Regions from separate parts of the Mus musculus genome. Here region 2 is linked to region 1. A link is a loop called in an ENCODE intact Hi-C map of the cell type or tissue named here. Cell type or tissue: gastrocnemius. All regions are shown on one strand. Links, peaks and the distances in the headings refer to the core of each region. The heading gives the core; the rest is flanking DNA. Region 1 overlaps Prkca (protein kinase C, alpha). Region 2 overlaps Prkca (protein kinase C, alpha).

Region 1 (12,666 bases), core at 3,209-11,208:
AAACCCCAAAATCCTGGCTTCTGAAAGATGGTAATACACATTAAACAAATCTTCCACATCCTTTAAATGACTAATGTTCTATGAAGCAAGCATACAGGGAGCTATGCCTGAGTAACAGTGGCAGTGGCCAGCTTTAGATGATATTGTGGCATTGGCTTTGGGGGCCAAATAAATTGGATATGGCTCCCAAAATGCCACTAAGTGCTGTTGAATAAATATCCAAGGTCGTACCTCTATATATTTTCGTTCAATTATGTGAGTAGCTGTGCACATGTGTGTGTTTGCCCATGAGGACAGACAGGTATGTGTGTAAAAGGAAGAGATCATGTCAGGTGTCGTTCCTCAAGTAAGGTCCACCTTATTTTTTGAGATGGAACTTTCACTGGCCTGGGGCTTGCCAAGTAGGCTAAGCTAGCCAACCAGCCTGGGGATCCTCCTGCCTCAGCCTCCCCAGCACTGGGATTACAAGTAAGATGTGTATAACCCCAGTATACTTAGCTTTCTTACACGGGCTCCGGGGCTGGAAATCAGGTCTTCATGCTTGCACAGCGAGCACTTTACAGACTGAGCTTTCTCCTCCGAGCCGCGTTTGTTATTCTACGTAACAGTGAGTTTCACCCCGTCGTGTTGAATCCTGCAGTCCAACAGATCGATATGCATCGCTTCATGGACACCTTAACACTTTGAGTCCTGACTCTCTCATTGTGTAACTATAACTGCAGTGGGACACAACCACAACAAGGGAAATCTTGTTGTGGGTTTCCTCGGCTTCCCTACACCCACAGGCAAGATGTAGGAACACTTTCAAACTTAGAAGCATCCTGCAGGAAAGGAACAAGCTCAGGGTGGTTAAGAGTATCACTTTCATGGATCTTGCCTGGCTGTGAGCGTTGGTCTTAGCGCTTCACCTCCCTGTTTCCCTGCCTTCATCTGCAAAGTTGTAGCAAGGCACCAGAACTGTGGTTTTGAGGTTCCTGTTAGACCTGGCACTGTGTTGCTATGAGAGCTATTTTGGAAATAAAGAGCCAACCATCACCGCGAGTCATTGTGCCCCTCTTAAGGAGACAGCAAGAAAGTTGGAGACGCCATGACCTCTGCAGCCAGGAAGCAGGCAAGGCTTGGGAGCCAGTGATTTTCAAGTGAGTTGTAACAGCTAGTGCCTCATGGGGGATGCCAGAAGGCCTATCTAGAGCCTGGGGCAGGTTTAGTTTCTTTTCTCATTGCGGTGGACAAATAACCTGACAAAAAGCAGCCTAGGAGAGGAAGTCTCCGTGGTCGTTCAGAATAATACTGCCGGTCTCGGCCGGGGAAGGCATGGCCATGCAGGTGCTCGGAAGCAGAGAAATTGGAGTGCGGGTGATGAGCGGGCTTTCTCTGTTTCCCATGGGTCTTCCTGGAGTGTTTGGACACACCCAGACCCAAGCTCCACTAATGCACTAGGTGCCTCTTGTTCCAAACAAGCTGATAATTGCTATTTAAGAGCCCCTGTGTAGCAGAGAAAGTGGGAAAGGCAGTTGCAGGAGTGAAGACAGCCTATAGATTGGAGGAAATCCTTGTTCACCATGAATCTGATAAGGGATCCAGGGGGAAAAAAGAAAAAACAAAGAATTGAAAGAACTAAACAATAAGAAATCAAATGAGTCAATAAACAACAGACCACTCTCAAAAGATGGAAAACAAACGGCCAATAAATAGTTTTTATTGGCTCAGTTTTCCTATCTGCTCAGAGAAATGCAAAGGAAAGCCACAGTGAGAGTTCATTTTAGCCCAGTGGGAATAGCAGTATGAGGAAAACAGATTAGGGTGCGCTGGGGGCGGGACCACAGGAACCTTGCGGGTGGGAACATAACCTAGTGTAGCTGCTGTGGAAATCAGGATGGAGGTGCCTCAAAAACCTAAAGCAGACCTTCCACATGGCCCATCTCTATTGCCCCTGGGAAGGTGCTCAAAGGGCTCCAGGTCTGTATGTCCCAGAGCTGCTTGCTCGCCAGTGTCTGCTGCACTGTTCTAAGCAAGCAGCTGAGTTATGAAACCAACCTCAGTGACCAACAGCAGAGAAGTTGACAGAGGGCAGTGCATATGCAAACTGGAATCTTTTTCCAGCAGGGGGGGAAAAAAAGACATTATATCATATGAAGGAAAGTGGATACAGCCAGAGGCAATTATATTAAGTGAATTAAGCTGATTTCAGAAAGAAAAATATCATATATTATCTCCCATTTGTGGTTCCTAGATCTTATGTAGACAGATGAGACTGTGTTTGCACGTATGACAGGAACACGAAAGCAAAACTTTCTAAGGAGGCTAATGGGGTGCGGGGCGGGAGGAGTGAGGCAAAGCAAGGGAGCACGGAGGGAGCAAGCACAACGTGTACACTTGCACAAGGCATAAAAACACATTTAGAAAAAGAAAAATAGACCATCACACACTCCTTTCTACATTTTGCTATATGTTCACCCCAACACACACGCACACGCACATGCACACCCCACATAGCAAGCCAGGCTTCTTCAGTTCAGAAAGCTTGGCCTAGATTGTGTATCATTGGCTCTTTCTGGTTTCTTGACTTCTCTGTAAACGATGACTATGATCATAGCAGAAAGAAGAGGCTAGACAGGAGAGGGAGCGTTCTCCTGAATGAAAAAGAGAGAGATCTTAAACAGACTAGCCAATGTGTAAAGCAGGACTCCCAGAAGACATGCCTGAGCTGTATGGGAAGTAAGTTTGGGAGCCCGACCCCTGCCATCTCTGTGGGTCCCATTCTCTTTACCCGTGTTCATACCTGCAACTTGATAATGTCTGACCTTGAGCACAAGAGTTTGACATGACTCCTTCATGCCTCCTGAACAAGCAGACCTGCTCCTGGCCTGGCTCGGGAACACCCAAGGAGAAAGCAAAACTTGATTTAGCAACATTTGTCTAGCTCAACTGCCCCCTTGTTAATTGCCCCTCTTATCTAAAGTCTATAAAATAGCCCTCCCCGTGAAGCATGAACTATAGAAGAGGTTGGGCTAATGGTGTATCTGCGGGAACCAGAGGCCTTTGAATGGGGTCCCAGTCAGATTTGGAGCAAAAAAGAGTTGGCTGATTAGAGCCAGGTACTAGACAAAGCTCTCCATGCAACGTTTTGAGCCGTTGGCCTCCAATGACCCTCCACTGTAGCAGCTTTGTCTGAGGGCTGTGTGGCTTGCTTGGCAGCCCCATGCCTCACACCCCCAGAACCCTGCTTTCACAGGGGATTCCAGCTGTGAGAATGAACTAGTTAGCAACGTGCTAACAATGCCTCTGAGTTCTTAGCCTCTGTCCCGAGGAAAACCAGTCTACACGACTTCCATTCAGCAAGAGAAAGAAAAGCAAGGTACATTTATCCGTGAATCACTGCTGCAAGGCCCTCCCATGGTTAGGAAAATAACTTTGTCTCCTGCATGGTTTGAAAGCTGCAGGCCCAATGGGCAAAGGGTCAGGGCCTCTCTCCAACTTATCAACTCAGGAGTGCAGAGGTGGATGGGGCCCACTTTTAAGTACCTGGGAGTCTGAATTCTATACATGGCCCCTCATTTGTGGATTCGAGAATGCTGTCTTTCTTCTTGTTTGATCCAGGTCCCCCCATTTGACAGTTTACCACTGCAGTGATTATTATAGCACACAGCAGATGACAAGCAGCTGGAGAAATGACGGTTTGGAGGTAAATCACCACCTTGGTCATTTCTGTAGAATCAAAGCTTTGTACCCAAAGACTGGGAAGATGGCTCAGTGAGTAAAGTGCCCGCCATGCAAACATGAGGGCCTGAGTTTGGATCCCCAACACCCATAGGGAAAGCCAGATATGGTGTTCCAAAACTGTAATCCCTGTGTGTGTGTGTGTGTGTGTGTGTGTGTGTGTGTGTGTGTGTGTGTTTCGAAGAGGGGAGTGGTGAGACAAGAGGAGAACTCTTCTCAAAATATAAGACAAAGAATGATGAGAAGACACCTGCTGTTGACCTCTGACCTCTGGCCCCTACATAGGCATGCCCAGGCTTTTGTGTGTACATGCTGACACATGAGCGTGAGCACACACATACAGTTTTACCTCCAAACTTCTTCTCAGCCCTAAGCATTTCCCCTCCTTCTCAGTATTACCTTTCATTGGAGTTGATGAACGTAGCTGCCATGTTCTAAGGCATTGGCAGATAAGCCCTGTCAGGGAGCGAGAGCACACACACGTAAGAGGATCGTCCAGGATGTTTTTTTCCAACTGGATTGAGGCAATAGAGACTTTGCCAGTGAAGGCCTCTTAGCCCTGACATTGTCTATTTGTCATTTATGTTCAGTTTTGTGGTCACAGGTTAATGATGGCCAAAGAGAACAGGTACAGAGACGTAATTCTGTCTCTTTCCCCCAAAGATGTTCCAGAGAGGAGTAAGGAGTTGTGCAATGCACCCACAAGTTCCCTGTAACTCCTCATGACTATGTTCCTCAGATGGCTACCTGCAAGTGACCTTGCACATGGAGTTCTTGGTGCTGTGACTGGTGAAGGTAGCCACGGAGAGGGCAGTTAGTTATGTCTGCCCATGTACATGAGAGGCCCTACACGCTTTATAGATGTGTAACACCAACAACTAGTGAGTTAATCCAGGAATACGTTGGCTTGGGCAGAGCATGCCCAGAAAAAAGCCCATCAGAAGTGGAACTCATAGGGCAAACCAGCAAAGAGGGGCCTTTGCAGCTTACCAGCCTGAAAGGTACCCCTTTTTGCTCTGCACTGGGGTAATGGGGGAAGATTCCCTTTAGTAACATTTCCCCTTAAGCAGGCAGCTTCTTCAGGTTGGAGCTGGGGGAGAACCAGTAAGCATTTTGTCTTTCTCTGCCACGTGCATCAAATGCTTATGATTTTATTAGCAACTGCCTAGGAGCCAGGACCGATTTAATTTAATTTAATCTCCTAGGTTATTTCGGTTTGGTGTGGTCTATTTTTAGCACAGATGAAGGGGAAGTAATCAGACCGGAGGGTGGATGTGGATTCGGGAGGGGCTTCCGCTCCCTGGATGGTTACTCGGCTCAATCCATCTTGACTGAGAGGAGAGGACTCCACAGAGGGGGGCAGGTCGGCCAACCAAGTTCCTGTTCTCACTGAGTCTCACTGTTGATGGCCTCGTCCTCTCCAGCTTTAGGAAAGATGGCGAGGAGACCAGTCACACAACAGAGAGCCTTTTTCTCTGGGACCTGAGAACCAAATAAAGCCACCCTCCATTCTCCTTTAGCACTGGCCATCGTGGTACTGGGTAGCATTCCAGTCTTTACTACAGTGGCGTGCTTCTGCTCTCTGTTTGTAGTTTTACTGGTCTAGGGTTTGAAACATAGGAGGTAAGTTTCTCCCTAGTTTTGGGTAGACGTTGCCTGAGTGCTGATGTTGTTCGGAGTCTCCTATAATGAGACCGAGGGCCCTAAAATCACCAGAGTCTTGAGGTCTGGAGATGCCACCCCAGCCTCAGCACAAGAGCAGAATCCCAGACCACCGCAACATCACTCGCTGTCCCCAGGAGGGACCAAAATGCTGTGCTAATGAGGCTAGCAATGATCAAGAACAAGGGCGATTTGTGGTCCAGTTGGAGACAGATTCCAAAGGTAATGGGAATGCCCTGCTATGATGGAGGAAGATAAGAGGCCGTGCTGAGACTCTGTCAGTGCTGATGTCGTTGGAGACAATCGCACTGTGGACAAGGGTGTCATCCAGTTTTACACACCAGCTCCTGAGGGGGAAAGTTGTATTCCCATTGAAGCATTAGTACTGTGCAAACCTCACCGACTTTGGAATCCTTAAGCTTAAAGTGGTGTCTGGCACCTGGTAAGTGTGCAAAGTGTGTTCACATAGTGACCTCAGATGGTGTCAATAATATTAATAACAAAGTCAAGAGCCATTAAATAAATGTTTATTTTGTGGCAAGAAGCATGTCAAGTTGGTTTCTTTTCTTTTGCATAAGTTCACTTGATACTTAAGATGTCCTGTTGAGTGAGACACCCATTTTCTTTATGTTACCCGTGAGGAAATGGAGGCTTAGGTGATCTGAGGAAGTTTCCAAGGTGTGGATGTGGAGCCAGAGGTTGATTTCAAGAGGGACATTTCTATTCTGTGCTCTGAGGGTTTCCATGAGAACGGAGCTGAAGGTTCTGGGTCACCTGCGAGACTGTGGGCTCAGCGCTATGGAGCAGAAGCACTATGAGAAGGAGCTGGTGGTGGGTTGTGTGAGTAGGAATGGCAAGGAGGAGATCAGGTGACGCAAGCAGGCTTCATCAGAGTCAGTCAGTCCTTTAAACCTGCTGGGTGTCCCCTCCTAGCTGGGTCGCCCACCACATCTTCTACCCTGTGATCAAATGAGATCGCAGTCACACACACCCCAGGCGCCTTGAGTCACATTCTCTAAGGCCAAGGGAAAGCTTACAAACCTGTGCAGCTAGTGAGTGCTCCCCCATGATTCTGAGGCTAGGTGACATCACAGCACCACAGGACAGGTTGTTACCTGTCCCAGCCTTGTAATCGGTTAAGTCGAAAGATAATAATGCAACAAGCTACCACGTTTAGAAGGACGACAGGGAGGTTACTAAAGCTAGGGCTCGCTCTACTACTCAAAACAGATCAGGAGGCAGTGGCCTCTGCAGGCAGGAGAGGGTACAGCATGTCTTCCCAGGGTTCGTCCACTCTGTTACCTTCCAGGAAAGGCTAGGTCCCTGGAGAACAAGTCCAGTGTCATCTTGAATGGATGATTTAGCAAGATGCCAGTTTATTGATTTATAGAAAAAAAAATAGAATTATCTGTTACTTGTTGATAATCTGAGCAGTTTCTCTGTGGCCAGGATCCTGGAGAGAGTAATTACAATGGACTCAATTTATTGTCTTGCCATTTAAAATGCTGACCTATAGGCTACATAATATCCACCCACGTAGACCTTGTCTCCCCCATGACAGACCCCAGGGAACTCAGAACACTGCCTGGTGAACACAAGATTGTACAAGGTTAGACAAATGTTCAGTGGCATCAGGCTAGGCTTGCTGCCTTGCATCAAGATAGAGACTTCTATATGCCTGTTTAAAAGCACTCAATTAAATGCCCGGCACTTCCCTGTGGGCCAGTCTCAGGCACTAATGGTGTTTGCCTTGGAGCCTCTTCTTATTTGAATATATTTATGCCAGGAACAGGCTGGTCTTGAAAGCCTTTTGGGACCCTTGGTCTCCTTCAAGGAACTCTTCAAAAGTTACACGTTGGATATGTAGTCCCCAAAGTCATGTGTTAATGGTGTTTGAAATGTGGGGCCTTGGGGAGTTCACTGGGCCAGAGGTGCCCTTTACTACAGAGGTTTGCTTAACTCAAGGACCAAAATCCCCACTTCCATATAACCTACAAGTAGATTTTAACTCATAAAGGCAAAACAAAAGGGCTGACTTTAACAGATTACATCTGTAGGTGACAACCTCTGTGGCAGTGTAATTCTGGGAGAGTAATGGCCAAACCTTAGTAACAAAATCAGAGATTACCTGGTATATGAGTGTGGATACCAAGCCTGATGCAGCTTCCCTCGTTTGAGGGCGAGCAGAGAAAGAAAACATACACATAACAGATGACCCATTGATAGTGCATGAGTTACAAGGCTGAGGGGGAGCTAGCTCAGTAGTCATGAGTGTCGACTGCTCCCCAGTGGTCCTGAGCTCTCTTCCCAGCGTCTGCCCCAGGGAATCTGATGTCCTCCTCTGACCCCTGTGGGCACCTGCATACACGTGACATATACTCACACAAAAGCACAAACGTGAATTTAAAAATAACTTCTTAAATAAAATTAATCTGAACTATCTATAGTAGGGGTGATAAAGAGAAGAGACCAGCAGAGCACACAAGGCAGTGAATTGCTGAAAGAATATGCCTATCAAAATGTATTTGAACATTTCCACATAAATTTTAGTAGAAAACAAGAATATGCCATCTCTGTAAAACAAGGTCATTGAGCTGTTTGAATAAAAAGGTAGATATAGAAAGAAAGCAGACACAAACGGTTTTTTGTTCTTGTCTGATTGTTGAATGATGAATTGTTGCATGAGGAGGCAGACGAGATGAAGGAAGGCAGATAAATTCAAATGTTGGCAAAGAAACATAGATTGCAGCCCTGGCAGCAAAAGTCCCAAGAGAAAGTATAGGAAAACCATCAGAGCTGCCAGAGAAACGGGGGGATGCAGGCAATGCGAGGAAACTATGGCGATGGGTGCCACGGAAGGCAAAAAGCAGAACAAGATGGAGGACCATCGCGAATAATCGCTTCGTCCTGGGGTAAAGGAGGAGAACTGAACAGAAAGCAGCCATGGTACCTGATACATGTACGAAGCAGTCAAAATAAAAGCATGTACTCTGCCATAGGAAGACCAATAGAGGAAATGTGCAACCAGGGAACTCGGAACACTGAGTGGTTATAAAGAAGGGAAACAAACACCTCTCCCTCAGAATCATGGGAGCTACAAGAGAAAAGCTGGCTTGGCTGAAGGCACCCCAAAGAGGGCAGCAAGATGAAGTCAATGAAGAGCCCAGCATGGCGGAAATCAAATCATATAGAGTTATAACATGATTAGAGATCGCAGACTCCAGGTAATTTAATAGGCACAGGACCAGAGATTAGTATAGAAGGTAGCACCAATTTAGAACACAGCATGATAGATTCTTCTTGATCATGGGGGTGTGGGGGTTATCGGAAGACACCGTCTCATACCTTGTTTTTATAATCAGAGAAAGGCTGAGTAAGAATGTTTGACATGGGTCTCTAAGGCGAGCAGTAGAATACACACGTCATTTATATTTTCTACCATTATGGGAATGATAAATGCAAACGAAGCAGAGTGTAGCCAAAGACTAAAAAATATAGAACCAAGGAGGCAGAGGGGTGACGGCATTTGCAAAGAAGCAGCCATTGAGTGGGGACTTTCAAGAGCGTGCTGGACTGTTGCAGCGGAGGTGATTCAGTCCATAAAGTGCTAACTGTGCAAGCGTGAGGACTTGAGTTCTGGCCCTCCGCACCCACTTAACGAGCCTGGCACAACGAACGACTCACTCCTGTTAGCCCAGCACTGGGGACGCAGAGACGTGTGGGTAGGGGGTAGCCAATCAGCTGGGTCAACAGAGACATGTGGGTAGGAGATAGCCAATCAGCCGGGTCAAATCAGTGAGCCCAGCTTCAGTGAGAGACTGTCTCCAAAACTAAAGAGAAAAGCAGTGTCCTGAGCCAAAGAAAAAGGAGAACGTGAGCCGCACCGCATTTATCTCCCTCTGCTTCCTGGATGCAGATACCATGTGGCCAGCTGCCTCTGGCTCTGCCTCCAAGACTTCACCACCGTGATGGACTGTACCCTAAACCAATGAGCAAAAGTAAATGCTCTGGTCAGGAATTTTGTCACAGCAATGAAGAGTTGCAACCAACACAGATCCATGAGTACAGAAGTGCAGAGATTTTTCGACAGTGGACAGAGAGCTGCTCTGAGAAGCACAGTGTGGGACATGTGGATGGTTCTAAAATACCTTGGAAACTTGAAACAGTTTAGAATGTTGGCTGCTGCAGGGACTAACAGGGAATTGAATGTGATAAAGCAGATACCCTGAAATTGGAGCCTGCTTATAAATAAACAGAGGCTTCCAGGACTAGAGAGAAGGTGTGGTTCATTCCACAGACGTTGTTGGGAAAATTGTCTAAACGTTTGGAAGAAAAATAAATAAATAAATGAGATCTCCCCTCGTGCTTTACACCAAAATAAATTTCAAGTGCATCTGGAAGTTAATTATTAAAAAAAGGAAACAAAATAATGAAAGAAAACACAGGCGAATACTTAACTACCTTCACGGAGGGCAAGGATTTCCTAAGCCTAAAAGAAATGGAAGAAAGGAAAGAAAACATGTTGGTAGCTTTGACTGTGTGAAAAGATAGACTCCTTTGTGTTTCTAGAAGCCTACGGAATTAAATCTAAACACAGAGCGTGGCAAACAGGGAGAAGGACCACTGTCATGTGCATCCAAACATTCCCTCTAGCCAGTAAGAAACCTGTTTACTACCCTAAAGGAATTGAGAATTAAGTCAGAGAAAAAGAAATTCACATGGCCCAATAGCTATAAAGACTGTTAAGCCTCAAAAAAAAAAAAAATCAAACTTACAATGTTACTCTTTATTTTTCTCACTTTATCTTTAATATGATTTTTGGTAGGACTTTGATACAACTTTGGGGGGAGCAGTTTGGCAAGGGTTTTTATATCTTTTACTCTCCTTCTAAGAATGCAGCCCAAGAAGAAAAGCAGAAATTTATGTATGAAGACAATCAGTTGTTATATACAAAGATGAGGAATTTTTAAACCATGTAAATGTACAAACTGAACTTATTTTAAAGTCTTTGCTACAAAATAGAATGCTGGGCATTAAAAAATGCTTTTTAAAAATTACTTTGGTAACTTTTATTAAGAAGGAATTTTTAACTACCATAAAGTTATGTGAATTCTATAAAAATAAATATTACAGGCTAGAGATATGGCTCAATGATAATGTGCTTACCTAGCATATACAAGACCCTGGGCTTTATCCCCAACATTATAATCAAACAATCAATATTATACTATAGATGTCTTTACAGGAGAGCAATTGTCAATCAGCATAACAGTATGTCAGCATCAATCCTCTGTTTTGGTGGAAGTGCAATTGCCTTTAATCTTTGCCTTTATACTTTGTGCATTTAAATTATTTTATGATGACTATGCATTGTCCCTACAATGAGAAGTAATTATTTCTTAAAATCAATGCCTCCCTATGTTTATATGCAGATCTTATCTGTCTCCCACAACTAGCAAATATTTTTCACAGTCATCTACTTTGGAATTATAGAATATTAGCAGATAACATACGTGTTATTGGAGTACTTAGTGTATGCAAGAGGAGGCTATATTAAAAGGGAAACAGGGCTATACAGTAAGACTATGTCTCAAAGTTGAAGAAAGGAGACAGAGTAGGACGAAAGGAGAAGAGAGGGGAAGAGAGAGAGGGGGGGAGGGGAAGAGAGGGGGAGGGAGGGGAAGAGAGAGAGGGAGGGAGGGGAAGAGAGAGGGGGAGGGAGGGAAGGAAGGAGGGAGCATGAACTGACTGTGCATACCACGCTCATTAAATTCTTTAGCTGACTTTGATTGAGTAGTTGCTGACTCACCATTTGGGGACACTGGATTTACTGGGGCAGAAAGCCACCCTTGTGACAAAGTAGTGGGTTTAGACAGCAGAACATTCAGTGAATGTGTTTTTAAACAATGTACTTCTTAAGTCCTTGAATTCAGGTTTGTGGTCACACAAGGTGGGTATATTCTCAGTGTTGCTCGCTCTTCTTGCCCTTGACTCTGGCCATAAGGAAACTAAGATCATAGAATTTGTGAGTCATTGTTTATTAGCACAAATGAGATCAAATCAGAGTCCGTGCTCGTGACCACAGACAGCATCCGCAAGCTTGGTGCAGTGTGATTAGAGCAAATGCAGCAAGCCAGACAGCCAAGACCCTCCAAGTGACCCACGTCTCATTTGTTGATGCCTCATCTACAATTGTTCTTTGCTGAAGATGCCTTTGCATCTCATTGGGTGAAACCCAGCAAAGCTCCATGTGTAATGGTTGCCCTAGAAATGTGGAGCAAATGGCCCTGCATGGCATATTTTCTTCCTGAAAACTAACAATACATTTTATGTCCCTTAGTCTTTGAGCACTCTGAGACTCTTCAAATCATTTGATGTCTTCTGGGAAAGCACTTGGCTCCTTTTGGCCTGAATTGAGTCTCCTTGGAAAAAGGCCTGTTTGGTTTTTCCCTTGTGTTGGAGTCCCTCCAAATGGACACTCTGTGAACTGCAGCTCAAAGTGAGAGCCTCGAAAGGCCTTGCCCACTCCAGCTCCTGTCAGAATCCAAGAATCTGGCCTGCGTGGCTTTTGCCTTGCCCTGTGTTGACCCTGGGGAGATGCCTGGGGAGGAAGTGTTTTGTCCCTGTCCCCGTGTTTCTGTCAGCCTGTGGAGATCTGATAGACAGGGCTAGCAGGAGGCTGGAAAGCCAGAGAACAGGGTTGTGTTCCAGATAGGGTGTGCCCAGGGATGGGACAGCATGAACCCAGAATCACAGGGCAAAGGTTGTATGGAGACCCGTGTGTGTGGCAGATAACTTCCCCATGCTGCTATGCTCGGTGGTAGGTGTTCAAAACAGTCGAGAGGAGAGTAACCCGTGAGTCTTTGGGAATCATGTGTCAGTCCTGCATGTGACAGGTTGAGTGGAATAAGATATTTGACTTCCTTAACCAGTCAGTTGAAACCAGTGTCGGCTCTGAAGTTATACCACTATTGGCTTGGTAAATCAGAGGATGGAGCATGCTGAAGACTACAGCATGATGTGTTTGTACCTGCTTGTAAACCTAGCCATGGGAAGGCAGAGTATGACGATGGCGGGTTCAAGGCCAGCCTAGGCTATGTAGCAAGCTTATGTCTCAAAAAAAACACAAAATAAAAATAAAAAGCAAATAAAAAGTATTTGTTGAAGTGAATGGTGGGATACTCTGGCTATTAGACTATTATTAGTTTCAAGATCAGACCTCTAGACACAGAGTCCAAGTGCCACTGGAGTGTTGATGAGAAATCTCTCAGTGGTACCCTGCTC
Region 2 (12,666 bases), core at 3,025-11,024, 180 kb before region 1:
GGAAGGAATACCTTTTAAATGCTGACTGTGTGCCCAGCCTTTGACATGCTCATTTCACCCCAACTTATAGAGGAGGGATAGGGGCTTGGAGATGTAAGATAAATTGCAAAGTTTGCTATGGTGCCAAGGAATGGAGTTGGGATTTAAACCTAGACTTTTCTCACTTATATTAGTTGCCCTGGCTACACAGCATTATGTATTATATTTTATTATATATTTCATATATAATTTTTACTTGTTCTCTACTGTGATAAAATATATGACAAGCAGCACTATAGGGGAAGGAGGGTTTATTTTAGCTCACAGACACATTGCAGGGAAGGCACAGCACAGAGTAGGCTCCAGCAGGCCCTGCCCGCATAGCTCCGTGTCAGCTAGCTAGGCCCTACGTATAAAAGGTATCACAGCCACCAGCCGGAGGCCAAATGCTCAGGTTCATGAAGCCTTGCTGGGGGGTGGGGAATTATACAGTTGAAGCTATAGCACCACATATAGACATATGTATACAGACACATAGGTACAAGGTAATCTGACTTCACCAGAAACGCCAAAGAACACGCTGAGATGCTATATCCAAAGAACAGCCTGGAGAGTACTCACCAAAAGGGCACACGGCGTTCTCCATCCCTGTTAATAAAGTGAAGACGTATACCATGCAACACTCCTGGGAAACACTAATGGTGGGATCCCAGGAGGCCCTAGAGATGGCTTAATCCATGAAGCATAAAAACTTTAGGACCTGAGTTCTGATCCCCAGTACCCAAGTGATTAAAAAAAAAAAAAAAAGGTAGGTTGTGGGAAGCCGCAAACACCATTACAAGATGGCGCTGGCTACCACTGGCCACAGCCCATGAATATGGGTAAACAACCAATGTGCACATGTGCGTAAGAGTTTTTTTGCCGAGTCACTGCCTGGCCCGATGCATATTAATGAGGTACTGGTAGCATAACCAATCAAGTATGGACACATCACTCCTAGGCCTATATAAGCAGCACCATTTCTGGGCTCAGGGTCTTTCGCCTATGCAGTCAATGCTCTCCCAATAAACATGTGCAGAAGGATCCTATTGTGGCGTCGTTCTTGCTGGCGAGTCGGGCGCTCACAGTAGGTGTGATGATAAATACCTTTAATTCCAATGCTTGGGAGGCAGAGGCTGAGGCAGACAGATCCTTGAGTTCAAGGCTAGCCGGGCTATATAGTGAGTTCTAGGCAGCCAGGGCTACACAGTAACACAGCATCACAGCAAAACATACACACACACACACACACACACACACACACACACACACACACACACACCAAATAAGTAAATAAATAATAAAGCTATTTTAAAGTATTGGTGGGTTTCATTTTTTCTTAATTCTTACTCTGTTAGCTTATTCTAGTGTTCAGTTAGCGAGAATTTGTCAGTTTTAAACACCACCTCTCTGTCCATTTCTTCCCTGTTCATGTAGAGAGGCAAGGAGGGGCACCCAGCTGTACTCTGGGGGCTCCATTTGCTTTTAGTGCAGTTATTGATCTGCCTCTCTTGAGAGAGTTTTAAAGCAAATAATTATTTGGGGCGTGTTAGCTTTCTTTCAGGGCCCAAGTCTTGCTCTGTGCTTGTTTCCTGACCTTTTATTCTCTCACTCTAGAAGCATGCAGCTCACGCAAAGCCTGTGAGTGTTACACAGCACACGTGCAGGAAGAACCTGCCCGGGGACCCTGAGTAATCCATCCGCAGGTCCGAGGGATGAATCATTCATGAGTGCAGGTTTTCCATCCAGCTCACGGGCTACAGGCCTGTCTCACAAAGTTGATTTGTTTAAAAATTCACACTTGCTCTGGGCTTGTTTCCTATACCAAGAGTTGTGTTGTTTTGTTTTCTGAGCAAGTTTAAAGGAGTGGGCTCGCTTGGCTCCAGTGACCATGCAGGGTGATGAACTGAAACCCACGAGTATCATTGACTGTAGACTTGACTGTGTGCACATAAGACCCTTGTGCCCGAAGTCATGGTCATGACCTTGGCTATATGACTATAGTAATAATTTCATTGGTTTGATTTTTGAAACAAGGCCTCATAGATCCATTACCCTCAAGCTCAGTATGTGCACATAGGCCACGGTACAGTGGACGTCAGAGGAGAACCTGTGGGAATCAGTTTTCTCCTTCTACCATGTAGATCCTGGGGATTGAAGCCAGGCTGTGCGGCTTGGGGGCAAGTGCTTTTAACTGCACATTTGTTTTGCCAGTCTCTAAATTTAATTTCAACTGATGCATGGAACCATCAAAGTTATAAATATTTGGGGTACTGTGTGATTCTATGACACATGTATCATTGTGCAGTGTCTGAATAGTAAGGTCTCCTAAATTTGACTTATTCTAAGAGTTGGGGTGGAGGAAACATAGCAGCTGATCCACTGATGTGTGTGCAGAGCGCGGACATTGATTATGAGCAAAGGGGTGGACAGCTGCCTCCAGTGTGTGATCTCAATTTCCTACACAAGGGAGCGAATTCACTGAACCGAGACACATTTAAACTGTTTCTGGAAGTATTTGTGCTGAGCACTTTCTTATTGTGTAAGATTTGACATTAGCACACAGACATGCATACAGAGCACACAGACGCACATACAGCAGCATACCGGAAACACATGCAGAGCACACCAGACACACATACAGAGTATACCGGAAACACTACAGAGCACACCAGACACCACAATGACCTCAGTAAGAAGCCAGCAGCTTTTCTGCCTTGCTTTTCTGCCTTAGGCACCCAGTTCTCCAATGGGAAGCCGTTCTGCCCAGTGTTTGCCTGTGGTGGGTACTCACGCTCAGGCAGCATGAAGGTGTGTGCAGAGGCTAAATGTCATCTTTGGATGCCCTCGATTATAATTCTCCTCCATACTTTTTGAGACAAGTTCTCTCAGTACCCCTGAGGCTTGTTAATTTGATCTGTCTAGCAAGTCCTGGGGATCTGTCTGTCTCTTGGTTCTTTCTTGGGATCTGGGGATTCAAACTCGGGTCCCCATTCTTGTGCGGCAAGTACTCTCCCCACTAAGTGCTAGGAAACCATTGTCAGTTCTGTAACCTGAGAAAACACAGCGCATCTACTGCTCACTGCTGTGTGCGGAACCCTGTCCCTCACGCTCGCAAGGATTCTGGGGCAAGCCTGTACCTTTCTCTATGGTCAATGGGTAGACTTTTTCAGCAATCAAGCTGCACATGTGGAAAGAATTTCTGTGTGGGTGGAGGAAACATCTGGCAGCCGAGCAGAGAGGTGGGGACTGGTCCCTCATGGAGTGACTGAGAGCTTGAAGCTCAGCCAGAGGCCCTGTGTATGCGTCATGTGCTACTGGCAAGCTCTCCGACTCTGGAAGCCCTCGCTGGACTCCTAGGCAATTGCTTAGGGAGTTTGGGGGACAGGGGGCCTCTGAGTTATTCTGGAAAGTTTCCAACATGAACAGCAAGCAGCTGCCTCTCCCTTCCAGGTTCTTTCGCATTCATCACAACACGGGACAAACTTCTTGGCAAATTATTATTCATATTCAGTTTGCTACATTGAACGTTACAGAAATAAATAAATCAAAGATAGAACCCATGCTGCTGAGAACTGATAAGTCTCCCACTAAAATTCAGACATCATTTTTTTTTCCATAAAGCACAAAGATTTAGATGTTTGAGATTTTAAATGAAGTTGACCTTATTTCGTCTCTCCAGTGCAGGGGACAACAGTGGGACCTGGATCAGTGTTACTAGAAAAAGCTTGGCCTGGGGCATTCCCTCCCACAGGGGTCAAGGAGGGAAAGTCTCAGTGGGAATTCAAACTTTAACCCTTCTTCTTCCTAAAAGAGGCTGGGGATGACTCATGTCCTCAGGTTGAAGTTAGCTGGCATTTGATGCTGGAGAGTAATTCGTTTCTCCTTGTAGGAAGGAATGTTCGAATTGAAAGTAAAACCACACTAGCACCCAAACAGAAACTGCAAGAGAGGGTTGGTCGCGTGGTCGTGCGCTGTCTCCTTAGCTTCTCTGAACTTGGGTTCTAATGGTGGCTCTCTGCATAGGTGTAGCAAGTCTTCTCATTCTCCCGCCTTTGAGCAACTTGCAGAGGGTGACCACCCATCTCAACTGCTGGTGAGAGATGGTGTGGGGAGGTTTTTAAACTGCAGAATACCTTATAGACTTAGACCCTAGCATTGGACATCATTATTACCTTGAACAGTCGAGGTTCAGCGACACCAAGGAGCTTGAATAAGGCATTGCCCTCTTGCTGTCTCCCCACTGCACGCTACTACAGCAGATTTTACTTGGAATAGTTATTAAATATAGCACAACATTCCTGGTTGGCTTAAGGTAAACAAGCCCAGTTTCATTTGTAAACAAGAGAATCAGTGGTGTCTTACTTTATAGTGAGCACAACACGTAGGGGAACATTTTTTCTTGAGCTCAAGTAACTATCAGAAACAGTGCCCATACTTTTAGATGAGAAATGGTGGCTGAGATGGTCTCTCAGTGGTGGAGCATCTGCCCTGCACTGAGGAGACTGTGGTTTGGTCCCTGGCACCATAAAAACAAACAAATACAAATTCATATAATAAAGGATGCTTCCTTTGCTCTGCAGAGCGCATTTGTCCAGTTCCTCCCCTCCCTGTTCTCTTCCCTGCTGCGACACCTTTGCTCTTGAGAATGCTAGCTTGCTGTTCCCACATTCCTTCTCAGCTTCTTTCATATTTCTGCTCAGCTAAAATACAAGCTGAAGACATGATGCCTCTCAAACAACAAAGTTAATCAAATAAATATATATTTTCTGTTGGGTATTTTGGCCTTAAGAAAATGACAACGATATAGAATGGGCTTTTGCTTTATCTGGGTTTGTCCCTCATAGTTAACTGCAAGGAAAGGTGATGTATAAGAAAATAAGCAAGCCGGAAAGCAAGCAAGCTACTTTTTGTTGTCCGTGAGTCAAAGCAAAACTTCTTGCAGCTACATGGCTGTTTCAGAAGCGGAGGAATTCCGTGTTCTCATTTGGTAGGGCAGGCTACATCTCTGGCTGCCAGGAACACATCTGAGAACAGTGGCTTGCATTTGGCCGAGCAGTACGCTTCTGAAGATGCACTTTTCTTCATGGCGAACCAGAGTGGACATCTCGCTCAGGGCCCAACACTGACATGAGCGGCAGACAGCTGATATCTGACTTTAACAAGAGCACTTTCCTCTACTTGGTTCGGTCCCAACATCACCCTGACCTGGAGTGGATGCAGCAAGGCCCTGCAAGGCATCCAGATCCGAGTTGTGGCTGGACAAAGCACCTACCCTGAGCTGGTCCTGCGAGGGATGGTAGGAAGCTGGAAGTAAGAGTTGACCCTCCCTGGAGTCCAGAAGAGTGGGGACCAGCGGGTATCCCACTCACTGCTCCCTCTTACCTCCCAGAGGACCATTTCTCTGTTTTCCAGATTCCTCCAATGCTTTGCTGTCTCTCCCCCGAGGAAGCATGGAGGGAATATAACTCAGCCCAGGTCCCTCCTGGGCTGTAATTTTCGATTTGGTCTTAATCCAAGCAAGAAGGCCACAGACTATGGTGGGGTGCCTTGTGAGGACAGAAAATGTCACACCACAAAATGCCAGGGAGTCTCCATAGTTATGGTTTCTCTCTTTTTTTCCTGTGGTCACCACTTTCAAGACCCCTCCCAATCTGCCCCTTCCCCACCCCTCCCCTCCCACACTGTATCTGGCCACAGACAGATTATATTTCGGCCTACCCATGGCATTCTGAGTATCTACTTGTTACCAACATATTTGCTGAAGACAAAGCCTGTTATGTTACCAGGGCTTGCTAGGAACACATCTTCCCATTCCTTTCTTGCTGCTTCATAGCCAGGGTAGTGATTTGTTTAATGTAGGAGTAGGTGTGATGGACACCAAATTTATAAAAGAAAAGAAAATTATTAAGTGATTAATGTTCATTAGAGAAAATAAAATATAATGAAAACAAACACAACCCATCTATCAGATAACAGCTTTCCTGTGCCCCCCTCCCACCCTTCGCATGAATCTTAAAAAGCGGAGGTGGCTCAGTAGTTGAGGGCGCCATCTGCTTTCCCAGAGGGCGTGACTTTGATTCCCAGTGCCCACGTGACAGCTCACAACTGACTCTAACTCCAATCCCAGAGGATCCAACCCCCTCTTCTGGCCTCCATGGGCACTGCAGGCACATGTACCCAGAAACACCTGTAAGAAAAAAAAACCCATACACAATTAAAAACAAATGAAGAAAAATATATTCATCTCTAACTTATCTGCTAAGCAACTGTTCTACCATTCTAATTTTATGAGTTAGTATTAATGATACGATTTTGGAAATTAGCATAATTTGGCTGCAAAATCTTTGTGAGGCTTTTCACATTTATTTGCCTCCCAAGCTGCCTAATTCTGTCACTTGTGCTACTGAGGAGTTGTTTGGAAGGAGGACAAGGAGCCGTCTGCAGCTACTTAAGCTGTAAGGATAAGGATGTGATGTGGAGTCCCTGGGGCTTTATTTCTGAAATGTGAACACACAAGCCACTGGGGTAAAGTCTATAACTTATCAAACAGGTATTTGGAGCTTTGTAGGGGAGAGAAAAACTTTGAGAATGGGTGTGAGGTACCCTGAAGCCAGATGGTCAGACCTGTGAGGAGAAGAGAGCCACAGGAATCACACATGCTCAGAAGTTTGCAAAGAACCTAACTGGCCCAGAACCGGAAGTCATTTCTCTTCTGGGTAGAGACAGCACGCCATCCCCCGTCCACGCATATGCCTGCTCCATGTGTTCACGTGTTTCTTTCATTTCGCAGAATTGGAAAAGGGCCTGATTTGGGTGCTTAGGCCAGGAAGAGGCTATGGAAACTTGCATCACAGGCACAGGGTACCAGAGAAACTCCCCAGACCTATCTCTGGGCTGCTACATAATGAGCCCAAACCAGTTTGCATTTTTACAGAGCAGAATCATAGCAGCAGTTGGAGCTACCTGGTCGCGCCTGCCCGGCCTTGGGGACCTGCCCTGTGTAAATCCGGTAATTCCCCAGGTGTTGGACAACTCAAGACTTAAAGGGCATCAGAAGCCCTTCATTTCAATACCAAGGATTGCCCTTTTGAAGCAGCCTTGAAGGACTTGACATTCCAGGGTTTAATTATCGGAGAGACAAGCAAAGGCAATGAGCTGCCCCTCTGAAGCAAATGTTTATCCACTTGAGTAGAAGAGGAAGCAAGCGTGATCAATCTCCAGGGGGAGTCCTCAAGTCAGCTTTCTCCTTGCAGAGGGATGGATGGGCAACCCACACCTCGAGCCCAGTGAGTGTGTAGACAGACCTGTAGGCTGTCTGAGGCAGGGGGGGAGGCAGCCTGCTCCAGATCTTTCCTGGCCTTTGAGTTGTGTGTGAGACTGACGTGTGCTTTTAATTCCATTTCTACAAAGCTCCCCCGAGTCCTTCCTTGGCCTTATCCAGAACAGATTCTCTCCTTCCTGAAACAAGAGTAATTTTTCACTTGCTGACTCTACACTAGTTACTTTTCTCATTGCCACAGCCAAACACCTGAAAACCCAACCTAAGGAAGTGTTTATTCCTTAGGACTCGCAGTTCACCGTGGTGAAGTCAGTTCGGCAGGGGCTCAGGTTGGCTGGTCATTGTGTGTCAATACTCAAATGCTGGTCACTCAGCTTGCTTCCCCTTCCCCATCCAGTCCAGGACCCTGCCCTGTGCAATTAACACCACAGCTAATGTAAATTCTATTAGCCAAATCTAGATCGCCCCTCAACAGACCTGCCCAACACTTGTCTCTTGTGTGACTCTAGATCCCCTCAAGATGGCAATCACAGGTGTCTGTCACACGAACAAACACTTAATTTCCTCAAAATTATCCTTTCTGTCAGTTCCTTTCCCAAGAGTGAGGTTTATTGTGGGGGACGTTCAACAAGCAATACATCACTAATTAAGACCAGGTGCTCTGGTGTGTCAAACAGCCTTTGACCTCTGTTCTCAGGTGGCACCAGGGATTAAGACTCTACCCTACCGGATGGCTCGCTCCTTTCTGAGAGCCTATGGAGGTGGCCAGCTTGGATATTAATAGTGTCTCTCAGTAAACCTGGAACTCACTGACTAGACTGGCCAGCTAGCAAGCGCCTAGGATTTTTCTGTCCCTTCGGTGTCCCTTCCCATTCCCCGGATTTGTGTGAGTACTGAGAATCTGAACTCAGGTTCTTATGTCACATGGTAGGCACCTTACCCAGCCCAGTGATTTCTTATATCCATTCAAGGAGCGCGTTTAATACTAGGTCACTCACTCTCCATTACATCATGTGTGGTGCCAGGAAGAGCTGTAATGATAAAGTTGGACTTGGTTTCTGGTGACAGAGTGACTTCGGGGTCGTGGTGAACTGCCTACGAGTGTTAGTGAGGAACGATGACGGGACAGGAGGATGAGAACTCTGCCTGTCACTTCCACTGATCAATAAGCAACTATTCACAGTCAACATGGCAACTTCCCTGGAAACCAAAGCACCTTCTAGAGGTCCTGCTTTGTTGTTCGGTTCCAGGGGCCGTGGTTAGAAGGACGGAAGTCAGATCTGTGGAGCACTCAATCCTGGGCCGATATCCTGGGTTTGCTACATGATGGTAACAAGGTAGAAATTATGAGTCACTATTTATAGCCAGCCTGTGAATCCTATTAGCACGTCTCCAATTTTCTCTTTTTGTCAAGGGAACAGAAATCCATTATTAAGTACTTCTACAAAATGACCTCGCATTTCCTTCCTAGGCTTAGCGTTCAGCTGTTGGAAAGAAGTGAAGAGCCGGCATAGTTTATGTTAAGTCACAGGAAACAAACAGCTCTGAACTGAAAAGACATTGCCAGGCAGAGCCATTGGCCTGCAGATACCCATCTTCATCCGGCAAATGAAGTTTCTGGAAAAGAGACATCTTTAGGGTCTCTGTAGGTTTCCAGCCGTAAAGCTGTTGAATAGTCAAGGTTGCCTGGGGAATGACCATAGGTCTTCTCAGTTCCCAGAGAAATTACCTTTGAGATCATAACAGGCCTTAGCTGCCTCCACCTGACTGCTGTCCCCAAACAGCAGCCTCTGCTATCTACCTTGTGTGTCTCTACTTGCCTAACTGAGATGGTAAATGAGGTAGACTTAGCTTTCTTCCAGAATGAAGTCAAGCCCTGAAGCATGACTGCTTTCTTGGTTGATTTGTTTATTTATTTTGGCAGGGACTGAAACTATATAAATAAGCAACTATTCACAGTCAACATGGCCTGAAACTCACTATGTAGACCAGGCTAATCTCAAGAGATCCACCTGCCTCTGCCTCCAGAGCTCTGTGATTAAAGCTGCACACAGGATGTGTGGCAGCCCCTTACCTCTCTTCCCTACCAGATCTGTCTGTCACTCACTGCAGCCTCGTTTGTGTCCGATCATCCAGGAAGACCATACCCACCAGAGCTCATGCAGCTTAGTCCCTTGACTTAAATGCTGGGCCAGTGCCCTTGCCCTGTTGCCTGTCCCTTCCCCTTCTCCCTGCATCAGGACTCTGACTGTGACTGACTTTACCCCTTCACCTTGCCTGCTGCTTTACACTGTGGGGAGGGTGTGGGGGGAGGCTGTCTTCCTCAGGGAGAGCTCCCTGCCTGAATGTAAATAACACACACACATAGAAAAAATCATTTTTGAAGACTAGTGTGAACACACTCAGTATTATAAAGGTTTCTTTGTATTATTGATTCCTATTTTCTCATATGCCCAATCAAGGTCTAGCAGTCTAGCAGTAGACAATATAATTTCAAGGGCCTCGATCCCCCCCCCCGCCCCCCCCGCCCCCTCCCCCCCCCGCCCCCTCCCCCCCCCCCCCCCGCCGCCGCCGCTGGTGACATTGTCTCTGTTTCCATGTGTGTATGTGCCTGCATGCTTATAATCCCAGCATTTGGAGAGTAGTGGATGAGGCAGGGGGATTACTAAGTTTAAAGTCAGGTTAGGCTTTGTAGTGAATTCTAGGCCAGTCTGGGCCTAAATGAAAGGCTCTTCCTTGCTTTCCCCATTTCAGGTACTACCATGTTTGTTATAGCAGCCTCTTCTCTCCTCTCAGATCTCCTGACAGCCATGCTCCATTGCTAATGCTGTGCCTCGTCTTCATGAGGCTGTCGGCCCTTCCCTTCCCTCTACATGTCTGTACTGTAAACCAGTTGTTGGAATGAGAGCCACCTTTATTACTTATGTCTTGGTAGTGATCACCCTGGCCCAGCTCTGGGTCTTGCCTTTCTCTTCTTATCTGGTCAGACAGGACATGCCTTATCATTTTGGGAAATTATCATCTGGAAATTGAACGGTGAAGCCTTCATCTCTCCTAAACTCAGCTCCCTCTCAGGTCACATGCGGAAAGGATGTGATTTTTGCTTTTCAGACCACCTGCCTGGTAGTTAATTACACCTCAGGGGCCTGGTTCACATTCGTGGCATCCGGCGGTGTGGTGGTGTGGTGGTGTGGTGGTGTGGTGCATTCCTGGGCTGAGAGTAGAATCATTCCCAGTGACGTGGGGAAGATGCAAAGGATGCTGGGAAAATGCCTTCCCAAGGCAGCCTGTCCTGTTTCATCTTACCTGTGTCCCACCTTCCCAGGACTAGATGACACCATGATTTTCTTTGGTCCTTTGCTCAGCAGATGTCCTGAATCACACTGGGAGCCTCTGTGTTGTTGGCACTGAGGAGAGAGAGGCAGGCTGGATGTCTATCTGAGTGTCACTTCTAGGTGTGACTGTCCTCTACCCTATCCCATGTCCTGGATGAACTGGACTCTTGTCCTGCCTGCTTTATGGGCAGCCCTGGGCTCATAGGGAAGCAGTGGAATGGAGGAAGAGATCCTCTGTGACCTCATCTGTGGGACACATAGCTGAGACTCCTAGTGCCTGGCCTTTGGAAAATGGGAACCTGGAGAGGAGGAGGTAAGGGGGGATGGCTGTCTCCCTCTATCTTTGCCTCTCTGTCCAGGAGAGGTGCCTGTAGGCTTCCACTGCATCTTTTCTCTCTGTGTAAGAGAGCAAGGTGAAGCATCCCACTCCATCTGTCTACATGGGCCATATGCAGTAGCCTGCTTCCCTCCAGCAGTCTTTGAATGCTGTCTGTCTGTCCTTGGGTTTTCACTAAAAACATCCCGGATATCTTTCCCCTTAGTCTAGTCCCTAGTTACCAATCATTTGGGAATACCATGCAGGGATCTGTACTTAAAAAGAAAAACCCTCTTGCTCTGATCTAAAGGAAGGGGGAAGGAAGACCAGGTTGCTTTTCTAATCTGAAAATTAAAATTCTGAAAACGTTCCCAAATCTGAAACTTTTTGAACACTGATCTGTCCCACAAATGGAAAATCACACACCATGAAATTTGTTTGATGTATAAAAGTATCAAAATATTGAATAAACTTGTCTTCAGACATGTACATCAGGTGTATATGAAAATTGAATTTCATAGATATGGCTCTGTCCCCAAGAAAACTTACAGATATGCAAATATTCTAAAAATATAATCAGAATTTCAAAATACTTTTGGTCTCAAGTGTTTTGGAGGAAGGACACTCAGCCTGTCTGTGTGCCCGCTGAGCTGAGAGCAGTAAGTTTATGAGCTTGGGATACTCAAGGCCAGGTCATTAGACGGGGACAAGGACCCTGTAGCCTGCCAGGCCCAACAGGCAGCATATCCAATGCTCCCTGGGGGCCTGGGGGCATCTTCCTGGTACCCAGAGATAGAGCCATGTCATAGATTCATACTACAACAAGAAAGTTAGCCAGCAGCAATACCCCCACCCTACCAAAAGCTCAAAATGGATAAATTCCATTTTAATATTAATAGAAGTTATCTAAAATATGGAGACAAAACATAAGGGGTCGCCCTTCAATCATGGGGAGTATGCTTAGCGAGCCTGTTCATGATTATTTTGTTTAGGGCTTGTTTTGTTCATTTTTAGCGCTCTCTGTCTATTTTATTTTGGGCAGTTCTGAGAATTGATAGGGAAGTCCTTTTACCCTATTGCTGATCTATGCCTCCAGCACTGGTTTTAGCTTATTGACAATAGCAACTTTGAAATATTTTCTCATAGCGAGTACTTGCTTATGGGAAGTAGTTGTGCTCAGTGGTTTTTGGTGTTGTACAAGCATCACCTGCAGAGGAAGTGCATCAGCTGTGGCTCCATCTCCTCATTTAGCAGACCCTAGAGTCTCTCCATCCTCCCATTGAGGAGACCCTGGAGTCTCTCCATCCTCTCATTCACAGACCTCTTTTAGAGTGCAGCTCTTGATGGACTTCAATTCTTGCTTGAATCTGTTTTACCAACTTAGCCATGTTCTTCCTTTAGGAATTGAATACTTTCAAATCTTTCGTTGGGAATTTGTTTGAAAACTATATAGTAACAATATCATCTTTCAAAATAAAGCAAATTACTGATAGTATTTTGCTTGTATGACAATGTATCATTTTAAAACTGACTCCTGTCTACTTTGTACTCTCTCTCTCTCTCTCTCCACCCTAGATGTTTACCTACATCCTAGCTCTTCTGATGGGTATACACTAATTCAAAATTTCAAACTCAGTTTCTGAGTTTTCATAAATACCTGCATGCACTGATCTTTACACAAATCTGTGTTTCCTTTGAGTTCATTGCTCTGTGTG

What was found. A loop is a pair of places that touch in the nucleus more often than their neighbours do. Peaks named below come from ENCODE experiments on the same cell type or tissue, not always from the same donor. Only the 100,000 strongest peaks of a DNase experiment are listed, where the experiment ranks them.
Region 2: it touches region 1 in a loop (2.3-fold over the local background); 3 of 42 quality-filtered maps call a loop at or near these places.

The regions. Positions count from the first base shown.
Region 1 is chr11:108,025,117-108,037,782 of GRCm38, reverse strand. The region is part of intron 5 of Prkca (protein kinase C, alpha); the gene reads left to right. Among named protein-coding and RNA genes, the nearest start is that of Mir7223, 35 kb to the right of the region's middle. In gastrocnemius, for the core only: a CTCF peak has its summit at 6,638 (motif pointing left); DNase peaks (open chromatin) are centred at 6,630 and 9,175; H3K4me3 peaks cover 815 bases; H3K27ac peaks cover 3,670 bases.
Region 2 is chr11:108,206,293-108,218,958 of GRCm38, reverse strand. All of the region lies in intron 2 of Prkca (protein kinase C, alpha), which reads left to right. Among named protein-coding and RNA genes, the nearest start is that of Gm11655, 40 kb to the right of the region's middle. In gastrocnemius, for the core only: a CTCF peak has its summit at 6,163 (motif pointing left); a DNase peak (open chromatin) is centred at 3,284; H3K4me3 peaks cover 856 bases; H3K27ac peaks cover 2,463 bases.